Linked DNA regions of Homo sapiens: region 2 is linked to region 1. Evidence: read pairs that join two places in POLR2A ChIA-PET (ENCODE). Cell type or tissue: OCI-LY7. All regions are shown on one strand. Each heading gives the region's core, and the rest is flanking DNA. Links, peaks and the distances in the headings are about the cores only.

Region 1 (8,347 bases), core at 36-8,035:
CTTTACAGAATGTCATCAAGCTTTGGGGCTCTGTGGGGCACATGATTTATCCATAAAGGAGATGCAGTATGCTTACTTAAATTAATAAATTTAAAATCTTTTAAGTGTGTAAATAGTAGTGTTGGTCTTACGTATTTCAAGTAAAAAGTAGACAGCTGCACTTTTTTTGCACATTGGATTAAAATAACTTCCATCAGCAACAAACATCAGACTGTTTTTAACAAATATTAAAGATTGTCAGACCAAATGTTTATGTTTTCGAAATATATTTCATCACTGGTTACAGTTTTAAATAGAAGTTGATTGCCTTTTCATAGCCGTAAATGAGAATTATAAACTCTATTCCAGTTTTGGTATACTAAATGTTCTTTTAACCATCTTTAGGAATATATTGAAATGCCAACAATAGTTTGAATTGTGTTCTGTAAAAAAGTATTAGTCAATTATTTTTCAAAATGTAGAATTGTAGAAAATGTCAATTTTTCAAACTCATTTTTCATTGCTAGGATTTCTTTTAAAAAAATTAAAGTAATTTCACTTCATAGCTTGTTGCATTAACACCTGTAATTCTATTGTGAAAGAAATTTGATTTTTTAATTGGTGTGTGTTATGCCCAAGATGTTAGGATGAAGATGCTACCTTTTTAAAAATTTTAGTTATTGGTAAAATGTTTAATTTTACTTAAAATTAATTTCTTTTCTTGAAAGTTGTTTATTCTGTTCTAAAAGTAGTCCTGTCACTGTGTTTTTATGCTACTTATAGAAGGGGAACTGATTGCCGTTCCTAGGCTGTTTTAACCAAAGCAAAGGAAAAATAATTTTAACATCTTGTCAATAGCTACTTCAACAAACCATATTTTGGGACTTCATTTTTTGTATATAAAAGAAAATATACTTCTATCATTCCTCTTTTCATTTTTTCATAGCAACCTTCCACATACCTAGATTTCTACCAAAATGTATTTTGTATGCTAGCTTCATCCTGGCTTTACAGAGTTGAAGTTAAACATGTGATATTAACCTCCTTTGAAACCACATAGTCATGGTGGTAACCCCCAAAAAGAAAGGTTAATTTTCAGCAGTCTATGTGATGCAAATATTTATCATTTAGCCTATTTTGCATGAGAAATGTATTTGTGTTATTTCTGCCACTGGTACTGGGTTTACACGTGTGTTAGGGCACCTGTTTCCTTTATATATTTTTGGTGGCAGCAGAATCCTATCATGGCAGCTCTCCTGTCTGCTGGGTCCTGGTCAGTAACACTGCCTCTCTACACCTGGCTGGATTTGGTAGTCCTCTGCATAGTGGAGCCATCGTGTTAGAGTCTTCAAGTTACCTCCAACACCCTAGGGAGTTAATTCTGAAATGTGGTTACTCTGAATCTGTAATGTAAGAGGAAGGTCAAGGCTAAGTGTCAACATTACTACCTTTTCATTACTTACAAATCATTGACTTTTTTCTGTTTTTACAGAGAATGCTACAAACTTGATGTTAGCTTTTGTGCTTAATTTGCATTGTATTGGCACTGATTGAGGAAGAGAAATTTAGGAAGTTTAAATGTAAAGTAATTTGCCGGCCATTAACTTGATCACTAATTTAGAATTGTTAGAAAATACAGAGGTCGCCATCAAGTGAGGTTGACACTAACAAATTCACCCTATTTTGTTAGGAAAAAAAAGACAAGATGAGGGAAAATGATGCAAATTTATGTAGTTTCCAACTTAATGGGTTATTTTGTGTAGTTATCTGTAAGTCATTTGGAAGGTGGGATTCATTGTCACATAGTAATGCTATTAGTGGTGTTTTGTTCTCAGGATTAGCAAGCCTTAGGGTGCAATTGTAGTAGAGCTGGCACATAGTAAGGATTGTGGTGCAGGGTTGAGTCCTAGGCGGAGGCAGAGAACTGTTACAGCAAAGAGAACGGAAAGCTCTCACTCCCTTTGAAGTCTGTCTCCATTTTTGCTTACCCTCTTGTAACTGGAGCTCTTTCCCCCTGGGAACTATTTATAATAGGGTTAATCCTGCATCTACTTAAGGTATGTAAAGATAGCATGTTGCCTACTTGTGTTGAGCATCATATGCGAGGCACTGGGCTGGACCCTGGAGATGCAAAGGCAGAAGCAGTTTGGTCCCTGGCTGTTAGAGTGAGTGTGCCCCTTCCCAGTCTGGTCTTACATGTTCTTTTTGAAAATGTTTTTCCATCACCTGTTATCCATGATTCCTTAAAGGTTGCCATACTGATCTCATCTTAGGGGCCCTGGGTGTAATTTATCTGGATTGTGACAGATTTTAGCAGTTGGGTGTTTTCATGATCTCTTCAAAAGATGTTCCCACCTACCAATACTCATTTAAATCTTTTCAGTATAACGAGGAGGTGAGGTTTAGTGGAAAGACTTTACAAGACAAACTTAGATTTGGATCCTGGTTTTGCCTCTCAGTAACTGCAAATTCAGACAAGTTCTTAACTGCCTTCAGCCTGAGTTTCACCATCTCTAAAATACTGGTATTTCTGCCTCACAGCCTGCTGAGGATTAATGTGATGGCCAGGAAAAAACATTAACCCCAGCATCGACACTTTTTAGGTTCACTGTAAATGTTCCCCGCTTCCTAAAGAGCATTCCCAATGGAGTAGACAGAAGCTGAGAAGCATCTCTCAGTTCTACAATCATTGGCCCTCAGCTGTAGACCTAGACCTCATTAAGTGTTATTAACTGAAAATGTCTACACTGTGTTTGTCTTAGTATTTCTGTAAGCTTCGGTCCATTTGTGGCTCTGGTCTTACAAACTTGTATATTTGTCTAAATGTTGTCTTTGATTTTGTAATTTCCCATCGTGTACATTTTAAAGTAAATCATTGGAATGTAGTCGGTGTAAACACTGGCCTCTCTGGATGGCTCCCTTCTCTTCTTTGGGAACATCTGTGATGGCAGAACCAGAATGGCAGAACCAGAATTGCAATTTTGAGAGCTGGCTTTTGAATCTCATACATGAAATCATACATTAAGATATTTTTGCAGTATGCTTTTCTAAAATTGGGTGCATTTCAGGCTGCACCCAACTGTTCCCTTTCTAGTTAATTCCAAGATGATCTGTTGCTTTCTCCCCAGAGGGGCCTAGACTACATCCATTAATTCCATTTTTTTTCCCTTTAGTTCCAGAATAACAGTTTGCTGAGTCACTCTGCTCTTCTTTGGGGGATATTTCTACTAACCTTACACATAAGTACTTTTTATAGCCTAAGATTAAAGTATGTCAGTCATTGAATGCCTTGTATGTGCCTGGCATTTGACTATGTGCTGGGAATGCAACAGTGAGCAAGACCAGCACCATTCCTGCCCTTCTGGAGTTATCCAGTGTGGGATGCTTATCTTTCCAAGTTTTACAACATTTTACAAGGATTTACAAATAATGTAATGATCACAAATAGGCAAACTGCTATTTTAAAAAAAAATCTGCCATGTTATGTATTTTAATCCAGTTCATGGAACATACTTTAGAAAGTAGGAATTTTTAATAAGTTGTCATGGGTTAGTGGTTAGTGGTGCCAACATAAACATTCTTAAATGACTTGGGAATGTATACTGAGAAAATAATATCTATTAATTATTGCCATTTCCATAGAATGATTCTCATTTTCCCTGATACTGGATTTCAACAAGAGGAATAGTAATAAGAGGCTAAGATATATTTCTTTAAAATAATAGATGCTTGCATCAAGAAAGATACTGATGCAAATAAAATGAGAGGAGTAAAGAATGATAACCTGGGCTCCAGTGACTTTGGGCAAGGATGGTAATGAGGGTTTGAGGGAGGAAGCACCATGAGCAAATAGAGTATGCCCAGTAGTGTCTGAGACTGCAGATGTTCCCTTAGTGCCCACTGACCAGTTAAGGTTGACAGTCTTGATAGGATAACAAGCAAGCTAATGGAAATCTGAAAAGAAAAAATATGTCTTCTGATGGTTTTAGATCAGCTGCTGCTTGTCATGTTGATGGAGTTTTGAGAAAGCGTTCTATGCTATTAAACTCACTTGGAATTGACTCATTTTCTGTGTTCAGCTGAAAGGCAGGAGCTTCGTATGGTCATTTTTTTTTTTTTTCTACTGACTTTGAACTTCAGTCACAGGAGAGATAGTCAAGGGGTTAGGATTTTAATGATAAAACCTAGTATATGTTGAATATTTGCCAGGTTTGGCACTATATACACAATCACTATGTTTTATGACAAGTCTGAGGTAGGTACTCATTACCACTAGTGAAGACACCAAGATTCAAAGAAGTTAAAAATCCTGCCCAATATCAGTCTTATCAGAGCTGGGACAGGAAAGCAGGTCCATCTGCCTCCAGAGCCTGTGCCCTTAGTGACCGTGTTGTTGGCCTCAAGCCACAAAATGTGCAGCTGTGGCCCCACACACATCCTTACTGAGTTCAGACCGCTGTTTGGCAGATGGCAAACACTCTTCTCACTGGAGAAGAGAGAGGCATTTATGCAGACAGCTGTCTCTATGTCTCTGTGCTAAATTGGTCCTTACATTTTTATTTCTCCAAAATGTCTCCCATGCAGGGTACTAATCCTAAACCAATATTGTTTTACCTTGCTTCAGGTGTACAGGCTGCCCCCACGTGATACGAAAAATAAACTGCCGGTAGAATGTCACAGATAATTGCAATATAACACAAAGCTACCAGTTAGCCTTCTTCACATGTTCCATTATGTGGCGAGCCAAGCAAAACCCACAAGACCGAAGGCCATCTAGTCGGGGGCCTATGTAAAAATGGTCTTCTGTGTTAGGAGATCTCCCTATCTATACTCTCCTCTCCTTGCCGCCTTTCTCTCTCTGAAAGGTGTTAGAAAACTTGGATTCAGATTCTGCCTCCACTATTTTCAGGCTATGTCACCACCTTAGGCTGGTTGCATAATCGTTCGTAATTTCTGCCAAAATGCAAATGATTCACTGCCCCATGTACACCATTCTTGCTTATTATTCCAAAAGATAAACTCACTTTAAGGGATAGATAAGAAGTTCAGCCTTAAAATCAGATATAATTGATTTAAAATATTACTGACTTCAAATAGGACGGAGATGTCTAGAAGTTTGACATTTGGGAAACAGTATTACATTTCATTCTTAGGCTGTTTACATTTAATTTAATTTAAAGTATGTGTAATGTTTTGGCTATTCTGTTTCTGTAATCTTCCAGCCAATACAAAACAGGAAATATTAACCAGATTGGAAGGCTACTGGATCAATTGGCATTAGTGTAAACAAGATTACATTTAATAGTCTTGATACCCTGTAATAAAATGTGGGATTGAGAAAAGAGAAATGAAAAACAGTAGGGGTAAATTAATTTTGGGTGGTATATAATCATTATTTTCCCAAACTTCTGGGAGTTACAAAATCATAGGACTTTAAAAAAAAATACATTATGTACAGAAAACAATTTTAACTTTGGTGATACAGTAGAACTGAACTGTATACTAATTAAACTCTGACATCTACAGAGTGCTTTACAGTATACATTATTAAGGTAGCTTACAATATTATGAATAGGTATTACTATTCTCATTTTACAAACTGAAAAAAAAAGAGCTCAAACCTAGGTTCTGTGATTCTGGTGTCTGAATTACAAGCAGCCTGAAATAGAATCCTAAATTGCATATAGGATCTATTTATTTCATTTATATAAAGCTTTTGGCTCTTTCTAAAATTATAAAAGATTAAGATTTGAAAGACTGCATTTAAAACTCCTAAGTTCCTAAATTTGCTTTTTTTATTTTTTTACTATATATTACTGTTATTGTCTTCCAGTATCCATACTACCCTTGTTCTGCTGCATTTTAAATTTGGCATTGTACTTCTGACTCTAAAATCTCAGATCAGGTTTTTTTTTTTTTTTCCTACTGCAAAACTTTGAAAATATTTGTATTGGTAAAAAAGCCAGTGTAGTGATTTAGAATATGGGCTCTGGATTCAGACTGCGTGGGTGTGAGTTCCAGTTCTACCACTACCTGGTTGGCCTTGGGCAAGTTATTGAGCCTTTCTAAGTTTCATTTTCTCATCTGTAAAATGTGATAATAATGTTGCGAGAATTATGTGAGACAAGCTATAGAAAGTTCTTATATATGACCTTATAATTGTGTTATTTCTACCAATCAAGTAAAAGGTAATAACACTTTGATTTCAGTCACCACTCACCATTTAGCTTGCTTATAAGAACTTTGACTAACTGATTTCACCTTCATGAATCATTTCCTTGTTTTAAAGGAGGTGATTGCACTTGGTGGTCTTTAAGGTTATTTCAGGATTCAATTCTATTATTCTGTAATTAATTAGTTGGAGTAACACACCAAAAGCGCTTTTAATGTAATTACTTGAAGTTTTTCGTGCATCTAACACCAAATGAGCACTAAAGGTGATCACAAGATGCAGGTTCCTCAGTACCTTGAGAGGTCACAGGAGAGGGATGTTCAGAGACTGGTCATCATCTCTCAAGCTTTGCCAGAGTTTAAAGTGGGAGGAATGTGGATGATTCCATGCAAATTGTCACAACTCCTAGCAAAATAATTCAAATCACACTTGATGTAATCCACATAAACCTGGGATTTCCTGCTCCTATTTTAAGGGCCTTCTCAGCTTTTGGAGATGCATCCAAAAGAAGTAGAAATCTTACTCTCAATAGTATTGAAAAATAATGTAGTTATTTACTGAAGTTTTTCTGAATTAGTGTCAACAAGTAGATCACACAGCAGCACTTCTTAACATTTCTTTTTATATTTCTCCATTTCTTTTAGCAGCTTCTTCTCATCTTTTCCTTTCTCTCTCAGCTGAATCTAAAAAAGTCATCTCACTCTCCCATGGTTTGGGAAAAACACTAACCACATTTCCTCTCCTCTCACACCACAACAATCATAAACACAAAAGACTCTCATAACCAATAGTTGGGTGGGAGGGAGCAGAAATCCCCCCACCAAGTGAGTAACCACTTCTGCAGCTCAGTGTCCTCCAATTTAATTCTGACACTACCTGGGGATAGCATCAGATTCCACAGATTGAGGTTTCAGTCCCCAAGACTGCCCTCCATCAGACGCCACTTACAAGTCCAGGCCTCTGGAACTTCTGACCAAGCAACTTCAAGCTGGGCTTCCCATGACCCCCACTTTAGATTTGGAGGTAAGATTAATTTGCTGGAGCAGCTCACAGAACTCAGGGTAACATGTTTACTGGTTTATTATAAAGGATACTTCCAAAGATACAGATGAAGAGATGTGTAGGGTGAGGTATGGAGAAAGGAGCATGGAGCTTCCATGCACTCCCTGGGTGCCATCCTCCAGGAACCCCCTTTTAGCTCCCCAGAGGCTCCCCAACCAAGTCCTCTTGGGTTTTTATGGACTACCATGTGGAAATGTGATTGGCCTCCAGGGTATGAGGTAAGACCCTCTCTGGAATTATGATCTCATGACCTGCAACTGGAAAGGCGGGGGAATATTAGAGTCCTGCCTTGGGACAGGTGAAAGAAGGACAGAAGGTCAGAGAGATTCTATTTCCTGAGGCCCGACACACCCAACATTATAACAAAAAACTATAACAAGGGCTATGGAAGTTGTGAGCCAAGAACTGTGGACAAAAACCTATATCTGTATCTCTCTTTTTTTTTTATTATACTTTAAGTTTTAGGGTACATGTGCACAATGTGCAGGTTAGTTACTATGTATACATGTGACATGCTGGTGTGCTGCACCCACTAACTCGTCATCTAGCATTAGGTATATCTCCCAATGCTATCCCCAGAGTGTGATGTTCCTCTTCCTGTGTCCATGTGTTCTCATTGTTCAATTCCCACCTATGAGTGAGAATATGCGGTGTTTGGTTTTTTGTTCTTGCAATAGTTTACTGAGAATGATGATTTCCAATTTCATCCATGTCCCTACAAAGGACATGAACTCATCCTTTTTTATGGCTGCATAGTATTCCATGGTGTATATGTGCCACATTTTCTTAATCCAGTCTATCATTGTTGGACATTTGGGTTGGTTCCAAGTCTTTGCTATTGTGAATAGTGCCGCAATAAACATACGTGTGCATGTGTCTTTATAGCAGCATGATTTATAGTCCTTTGGGTATATACCCAGTAATGGGATTGCTGGGTCAAATGGTATTTCTAGTTCTAGATCCCTGAGGAATCGCCACACTGACTTCCACAATGGTTGAACTAGTTTACAGTCCCACCAACAGTGTAAAAGTGTTACTATTTCTCCACATCCTCTCCAGCACCTGTTGTTTCCTGACTTTTTACAACTATCTGATCTTTGACAAACCTGAGAAAAACAAGCAATGGGGAAAGGA
Region 2 (8,347 bases), core at 110-8,109, 71 kb after region 1:
TTCTTACTGTCATTTCATGCCTTCAGAATAAATGTATAGCACATTTCACCAGGTTAGAAACTCCACAAAGGGTAATTCACTGCTATATTTCTAGGGCCTAGAAATCTAGGCACTTAATAAGCCCTCAGTAAGTGTCCAGCAAGCATTGAATGAGCAGATTATAGTTTTTTTGTGAACATATCTGTTTGCCATATTAGATTATATAAAAGTTAAAGATGAAGATTATGCCTATTAATTTCTAAATCCCCTATGTCTGGAACATGGCACATGCTGAATAAATTATTACCAAATTGAGTAAAATAGGTCTTAGAATACAAGAGATACAATTACTGAGAATGGTTGGCTTAAGATGCAGCAAGATGCTTCTGAGGAAAGAAAGCACTGGACATACACATGTAAATGACACCATCACTTGTTTATGAAAATATACTTATGATTTCTAATTATATGCCAAGGTTGTCCTAGGCACTAGAAATGTAGTGATGAATAGAAAAAAGATATAGTTGGTGCTACATGGGAGCTCATGATCCAGATACTGCACACTAAGAGAAAATTAAAATTAAGATAGCATATGATGAGGGATCACACTTCTCTGTAGAGTCAGATAAATGGTCCTGAGAAAAAGACACTTAAGTTGAGATTTGAAGGATGTGAAGGCACTAGCCAGGTGGAAGGGAGAAGACGGGTGATTTCCACAAAGGCAATAGGCAAAGCCTCTTTTGGTCAGAAGAAGCATGGTCACTTGAAAAACTTTGCCCTTTTTGTTCCCTCTGCTCAGGTGTCCATTCTGATTTCTTCTCCACCATTTTTAGGTCTTTTTTTCAAATTTTGCCTTCTCAATGAAGCCTTATCTGAATCTTACTTAAAGTCTCAGACTTCCTTCCAACACACTCTATTCCCTTCCTCCACTTTTTCTCCATACCATTCATCACGGTGAAAAATATATTTTTATGTATTTATGTTTTTGTTGATCTCTCCCCAACTTGACTGTAAACTCTATGTGGGCAGGAGATTTTTATGTTATGTTTACTTTGTATCACCAGCCCTTAGAACAGTACTTGACCCATCATAAGTATTCAATATTTGCTAAATGAATGAATTAATGAATCCATGTGTGCGTAGTGAGTAGGCAATTAGATTTAAAAGTTTGTTGCTCAGAGAAGAGTTCTTCAGTGGAAAAATAAATTAGAAACTTATTGGCATGTAGATAGGTTGACAATGTATCCATGTTGGCCCTGAAAAATCTGGGCATAGTTGCCAATGGTACCCCTCCTTTACTCTTAAAAATGCTCTCTGGCTTGGAAGATTCCTTTAAAAATACATGGTAGTTGAGGCCGGGCGCGGTGGCTCATGCCTGTAATCCCAGCACTTTGGTAGGCCGAGACAGGCAGATCACGAGGTCAGAAGATCGAGACCATCCTGGCTAACACGATGAAACCCCGTCTCTACTAAAAATACAAAAAAATTAGCCAGGCATAGTGGTGGGCTCCTGTAGTCCCAGCTACTCGGGAGGCTGAGGCAGGAGAATGGCGTGAACCCGGGAGGCAGAGCTTGCAGTGAGCCAAGATCGCGCCACTGCCCTCCAGCCTGGGCGACAGAGCGAGACTCCGTCTCAAAAAAAAAAATAAATAATACATGGTAGTTGAAACCATAGGAGTGGATGGAATTGCCTAGAGAAAATATAGAGAATGAAAACAGGAAAGGATCTAGGAAGAGCCCTTAGGTTCTCTCACTTACAAACTCATAAAGGAGAAGGACTGAGAAGAAGCTGTCAGAGGAGAAGGAGGAAAGCCAGAAGAATGTTAAAAAAAGAAAAAAGAAAAAAAAACACAGAGAAAAGAGCAGTTCAAAAAAAGGGGATGGGCCAGGTGCAGTGGCTCATACCTGTAATCTGAGCACTTTGGGAGGTCAAGGTGAGACGATCATTTGAGCCCAGGAGTTCAAGATCGGCCCGAGCAACATAGTGAGACCTCATCTCTACAGAAAATCAAAAAATTAGCTGGGCATGGTGGCATGTGTCTGTGGTCCCAGCTACTTGGGAGGCTGAGGATTTCCTGAGCCCAGGAGGTTGAGGCTGCAGTGAGCCATGGTGGCACCATGGCATTCTGGCCTGGGGAACAGAGCAAGACACCGTCTCAAAAAAACAAAACAAAGCAAACAAACAAACACACACAAAAAAAAACAGGAATAAGGTGGTCAATAGAATCAGTCTATTGAGAGATCAAGTAAGATAAGGACTGAAATAGCTGTTAGATGTCTTGGAAGTCAGTGATAGCTCTTTTGGTGGAATAATTAGGGTAGAAGTCAGATAGATGAAATAAAAGGAAGAGAAATGAGGAATTGAAGGCAGCAAGTTATAGAAAATTCAAATGAATGGGGAGAGAATATACGACAGCTGGGCGTCAAAAGGGAAAGGGAAGTTCTGGATCTTCCATTTAGCAGATTGACTACATGCTTAAGGCATTAGCAAAACAGGAACACCAAAACAACAACAACAACAAAACTTGGAAATAATTTAGTATTTGACAATTTTAAAATGAGGAACTAGAGGAATCTTCATCAAAAACCTCATACTTTAATAGAGCTTTTTCTCAGTTATCTTTATGTTTGAATTACATATGAGAAAGATCATCTCAATACTTAGGTTCTCTGAAGACTCTAATCTGGTCCTGAATATGGTTATAGGTGGGATGAGTGTGGCACTGAGAAAAGTGGTTTTCTGGTTTTGTTTGGAAGATATTTGAGCTTGTTAAACATTGATAGGAAGAATCCAGATGTGGGAGGTCAGCTGAATACACAGGGGAGGGAAGAGGTAATTGACGGTAGTGTGTTATCTGAGAAGGTGGGAAAGGATTGATCTGAGGAGAGATGGAGGACCAATCTGAGGACTGGTTTCTGATAAGAGGAAGGACACCTCTTCTGTTGTAACCGAAAGAATGAAGGAGAAGCTGGTGTGTCTATAGCTGAGTGTAGGGTTGGATATGGGAGGGAAAGTGCTTTTTTTTTTTTTTTTTTTTTGGTGGAGACAGGGTCTTGTTCTGTCACCCAGGCTGGAGCGCAGTAGCGTGATCATGGCTCATTGCAACCTGGACTTCCCAGGTTTGAGTGGTCCTTCCACCTCAGTCTCCTTATAAGCTGGGACAACATGTATGAGCCACCATGGCTGGCTAATTTTTAAAATTTTTTTGTAGAGATGAGATCTCACTCTGTTGTCCAGGCTGGGAAGGGACATTTCTTTCTGAAGTCTTCATTCTCTCTGAGAAGAAGGTAAGACCACCTGAGAGTGAGGAAGGCTTCTACAGCTCAAAGCAGTTAGAAGAACGTGAAAGTCACAAAGGAAACAATGGTAAGGGTTCTTCTGAGGTTAGCTATTATGAATCATCAGTAGACATTTCTTCAGTTACCCAGGTAATTACAGGAAGTAATAGGCTTTTTCTTTGATCAAGTAAAAATCACTGAGCGAAAGGTACTTCAGTGCTTAAGTGTGGCATTACTCAAGTGGCTAAATATCCAGTTCTCTCCCTCTCTCTTTTTTTCTTTTTCTTTATTTTTATATTTTTTTTGGGCTATATAATGGGTCAACAGATGCATGTGAAGAAAACAGTGGGGATAGCTTGGAGACAAATACTCTGGAAGACAGCTTAATGTTTTGTTTTGTTTCTTTTTCAGGAATGAATGAAACTGAATACCTTCTTCTCATAGATAAAGTCCTTCTTGGACTGCATGGGAATCAAGAGATCTGAGTCATAGTTCTGGTTCTGCCACTTGTTAGGTTTCTTTCTCTGGGATTTAGTTTCCTCTTCACAAAGCTGTGAACAGATGATCTTATTCTTCTTCCACTTTTAATATCTCTGAGTCGATGGCATTCTGTCTCTTTTTTGGCTTCTGAGTGACAGGCAGGAATGTAAATCATGGACTTCTTTTTAAAGTTGAAAGTATTCTTGCAGACCATAGGTGTCTGAATTCATGCTCTAATATACTGGGTTTTGAGGTGGCCTGATGAACTGTTGATCTTCTTGCTGGCCAGAGTTTTGAGCCAATCAGGAGATAAGGCAAAGGAGTCAGGCAGACAGATTAAAACACTGTCTTTATTACTGGTAAATCTGATATTGGCAAATGTGTCTTAGAGCTGCAGACAAATGGGCTTTATAATACTGAATTCCAGAATGAGGCAGACTTACCCACCAGAGTCACAGGCAGCACAGAAAATCACATGCTTTGTTATGCTGTCTCTGGTAATTTTCACATAGGGAAGCAGAGCAGAACACAGGCTTTCTGTAGGCAGCCAGCTCCTTAAAGGCAAGGAGAGAAGAAGGAGTGGGACAATCCATGATCAGGTTTTCCTCCAAACTTATCAGTGAATTAAGTTATTCCTTCAGGCAGAAATAAGAAAGAAGCAGAGAGACAGAGGGAGAGAGAGAGAAAAGAGGCAGTGGTATTAAGCTACTTCATTGACTGCTTCTCCTGTCTCCTTTATTGGTTTCTCCTCATCTTCCTAATTTTCAAACACTGGAATATTTCAGATTCAATCCTTAAAACTCTTATTTGTCTTATTCTCTTCCCATTTGCTCTCCTCGAGTCTCATGGCCTTGTCTATGATGATCCCAAAATTATATCTCCAGACTGAAATACTTCTTTGAACTCCAAAACTTCATATTCTTTTAGGTCTTTACTCAAATGTCCTTTTCTCAGCTTTCCCTAACTATCCTATATAAAATATCTGGAACCCTCTACCCAGCACAGTCTATCTCTTTACTCTATTTTCCTCCATAGTACTCTTCACCCCCCGCCCTAATATATTCCTACTACTTGTTTATCCTCCATAGACAATGTCTGTATAATGAAAATTTCATGAAGACAGGGTATAGAAAGTGCCTGGCATATGGTAGTCATTCAATTAATATTGGTTGGTTGACTAAATTAGTAAATGAAAGCTAAGGTGCGTCTCCAACTGGGAAGGAAACATTAAGATTAGGGAAGACGCATCCTCCCTCACAACATCATACCAACAGAGCCTAGGCTGCAAGGCAGTGACTGGGGTACAGTTTGAATTGGGCATTGGGGTAGGGGAGAGACTTGTCCCAGGGGGAAGACAGCTGAGCACCAAGTGTTCAGGGGCGAGACTGAAGTTGAAAATCAGGTAATGGAAGAGGACTTCCACTCAGGCTGGATCCAGGTACAAGGAAACAAAACACTTAGAGGTGCATCTAGTCACCATGCTCAAAGACCACCAGCTAAGACATTTTGGAGAGTTTTCCTTTTTACTCCTTTTTCGCTTGAAGGGAAAAATAAGAAAAAGAAAGAGTGGAACTATCCATGCTCAGGTCCTCACCTAAATTTATGAATCAACAAGTAAGTCGTCCCTTCTCACTGTGATGCCCCTGCCTTTGGGCATAGTAAATTATTTCACCACTTTATTGTGCTTATTATGCTGACATCATTATTCCTTTAAAGTCGCTCTCTTCCACCATAGGGTGAACTTCTTGAGTGCAGAGAGTGCCTTATTCGCATTAGTATTTCCAGGGTTTAGCACAGAGATATTCACAAATGTCATTTAAATGAAAGAATTTTGGGGATTGTATGCTGGAGGGGGAAAAGAAAGTTAAAGGGCAGGAATAGCTCAATCTTGGGCTCAAAGCCTCTATGCGGAAATTCCCAAGAACACAGTAGACCTTTGATTTCCCTAACAGCTTGCAGTTTAAGACTTAGTTAAATTGAAGCATGGGGCTGTTTGCATAGACAGAGGGCCTGCAGAAGAGATAAGATGTGAAGTCTTATTTTAAAGATAGCATCTCACTGGTTTTTGAAAAGAATTATTATTAATATTGTTCGTTATTATTTTACCTCAATACAGATTGATTATCCCTTGTTCAAAATGCTTGGAACCATAACTGCTTCAGAGTTTGGATTTTTTTTTCTGATTTTGGAATATTTTCATGTACATAATGAGATATCTTTTCATGTACATAATGATATTTTCATGTACATAATGAGATATCTTGAGATATTTTCATGTACATAATGAGATATTTTCATGTACATAACGAGATATCATTGGGGATATAAGACCCCAATGTAAACACAAAATTCATTTATATTTCATATATACTATATATATATATATATATATATATATATATATATACCCTTAAGGTAATTTTTATGCAATGTTTTAAATAATTTCATGCATGAAGCAAAGTTTGTGTTAATTCTACTTACGTAGAATTTTCTACTTGTGATGTCATGTGATATGGTTTGGCTGTGTCCCTACCAAATCTCAACTTGAATTGTATCTCCCAGAATTCCCACACGTTGTGGGAGGGACCTAGGGGGAGGTACTTGAATCATAGGGGCCCGTCTTTCCTGTGCTATTTTCATGATAGTGAATACGTCTCATGAGATCTTATGGGTTTATCAGTGGTTTCTGCTTTTGCATATTCCTCATTTTCTCTTGCTGCCACCATGTAAGAAGTCCCTTTCACCCCGCCGCCATGATTCTGAGGCCTCCCCAGCCATGTGGAACTGTAAGTCCAATTAAACCTCTTTTTCTTCCCAGTCTCGGGTATGTCTTTGTCAGCAGCGTGAAAATGGACTAACACCTCATGTCAGTGTTCCAAAAGTTTCCTGTTTTGGAGCATTTTGGATTTTGAATTTTTGGATTAGGGACCATCAACCAGTAGTAGTTTTGGTAAATAGAGAATCTCCTTGACTGGGGGCTAGGATATGTTGTAGCTACAATAAGCCATTGCTTATAATGAGAATTTATTATCTCAAGAGTTCTAGCTGGGGGCCGGGGAAGGGATAATCAATGATGTACATAGTCTAACTCCAGGGATCCAGAGAGGCAGAAGACATTTAAAAGTTCCATTACCAAAACACAGTGTCATCACAGCAAGATTACGGGAATGGACACTATCCTTTCCAAGATGGGCTAAAGATGAAGGTTGTGGTGGTGTAAATGTGAACTCCAAGCAATTGCTGTTCTCTGCCTGGCATTGCAGGACAGTCTTGAAAATATAACATATACCCATATAAGTATGTCTAAACCTGTGAGTTACAATATAGACTCAGTAGACAATAAAATTATGTTGTTCAAAACAAATACCTGAAAATGTTGGTGGTGTTCAGCTTTTCCTCTATGTTGGGTTGCTGTTCATTCAAAATATCAAATATCAGGACCAGAGTCAAATCAATGCTTTTCCATGGACAAAGGCACATGTATCTATGGATATTTGTCTATTAAAGTAAACCTCTACACATTTTTTTTTGCCTGTGATTCTCTAACTTTAACTTATGTAAAACTCATTTCTATAAAATTGAAAGTAACCTGTCCATTGTTTGAATTCTATGGTCTTTCTTTACATGGTTATATGGCATTTAATTCTATTCTGCCCTTCAATATAGTGATTTATATGTATTTCTGTCTCCTTTATTAGATTTTAGTAACCTTGAGGTCAGGGATCCTGTGATCCTGTGTTATTTTTATATCTCGTACAGCAATTAATCTTCTGCCTTGTATATAATATTCAGTAAAGATGTCTCAATGAGAATTTAATGAATAATCTTAAACATCATTTATCCATATAACTTTACAGTGATTACATATTCATTTAGGTTCAACTCATTTTGGTAAGAAGCAGCTTTATGCAGAAAAAAATATTGCATAGATTTTTGGACTTAAGCCTGGTCATAAAACTTGATATTAAATAACAAAAACTACTACTATCTCTGCTATGCTACTAGTACTACTGCCCCTAAGTGCTGTTCATTGAGCAAACACTGTATTTTGTCATTTGTTGCATCACTTAATTTTCTTCCAAACTCTATGTGTTGGCTATTAATTTCCCAATTTTAGCATGTAGAAAATGGGGGCTCAGGAATATGCATTCATTCTCATAGCTAGATATTTAACCCTGTCTTACTCCTAAGTTCTCATTCTTCTATACTACATGGCCCTTTTCTAGTTTGTCATAAAACTAAATTATATTTTCAATGTGTGTCTTCATAATGTGATAAATAATCAACAAATGCTCATTCAAAATGGAAATAAGAATAGTATCCTAAAGAAATGATAAAGTTCAGGCCATAAGTATTGCTTTTCTTAAGCACAAAACCTATACTTATGAATATATAAATATATATTATATTAAAATTTAGTTGAAACATATTTTAGGAAGGTACACAAAAACTTTGGTTTGGCATTTAAATGCTTAGATTAAAACCTGACCTTTGTAATACATTATATTAATTTAAAAGTAAACAAGTATTTCCTCATTGCCTAGAAGGTCTTGGAACCATGGCCTCTGAGGAACATGAAAGAAGGTCCATCAGATACTTTCTAGGAACT

Evidence for each region. Peaks named below come from ENCODE experiments on the same cell type or tissue, not always from the same donor. Only the 100,000 strongest peaks of a DNase experiment are listed, where the experiment ranks them.
Region 2: POLR2A ChIA-PET joins it to region 1 with 6 read pairs; 5 of 35 experiments call an interaction of 5 or more read pairs at or near these places.

The regions. Positions count from the first base shown.
Region 1 is chr18:5,281,574-5,289,920 of GRCh38, reverse strand. It overlaps ZBTB14 (zinc finger and BTB domain containing 14), which reads left to right. Exons shown (of 4, transcript NM_001243702.2): 4 at 1-899. Among named protein-coding and RNA genes, the nearest start is that of ZBTB14, 10 kb to the left of the region's middle. In OCI-LY7, for the core only: no CTCF peak of the experiment used is centred there; DNase peaks (open chromatin) are centred at 1,240, 1,970 and 4,410; H3K4me3 peaks cover 3,342 bases; H3K27ac peaks cover 4,430 bases.
Region 2 is chr18:5,210,180-5,218,526 of GRCh38, reverse strand. It overlaps LOC124904341 (a long non-coding RNA gene), which reads right to left. Exons shown (of 3, transcript XR_007066439.1): 2 at 7,106-7,149; 3 at 4,211-4,292. Among named protein-coding and RNA genes, the nearest start is that of AKAIN1, 17 kb to the right of the region's middle. RefSeq lists an enhancer at 3,323-4,522. In OCI-LY7, for the core only: no CTCF peak of the experiment used is centred there; no DNase peak of the experiment used is centred there.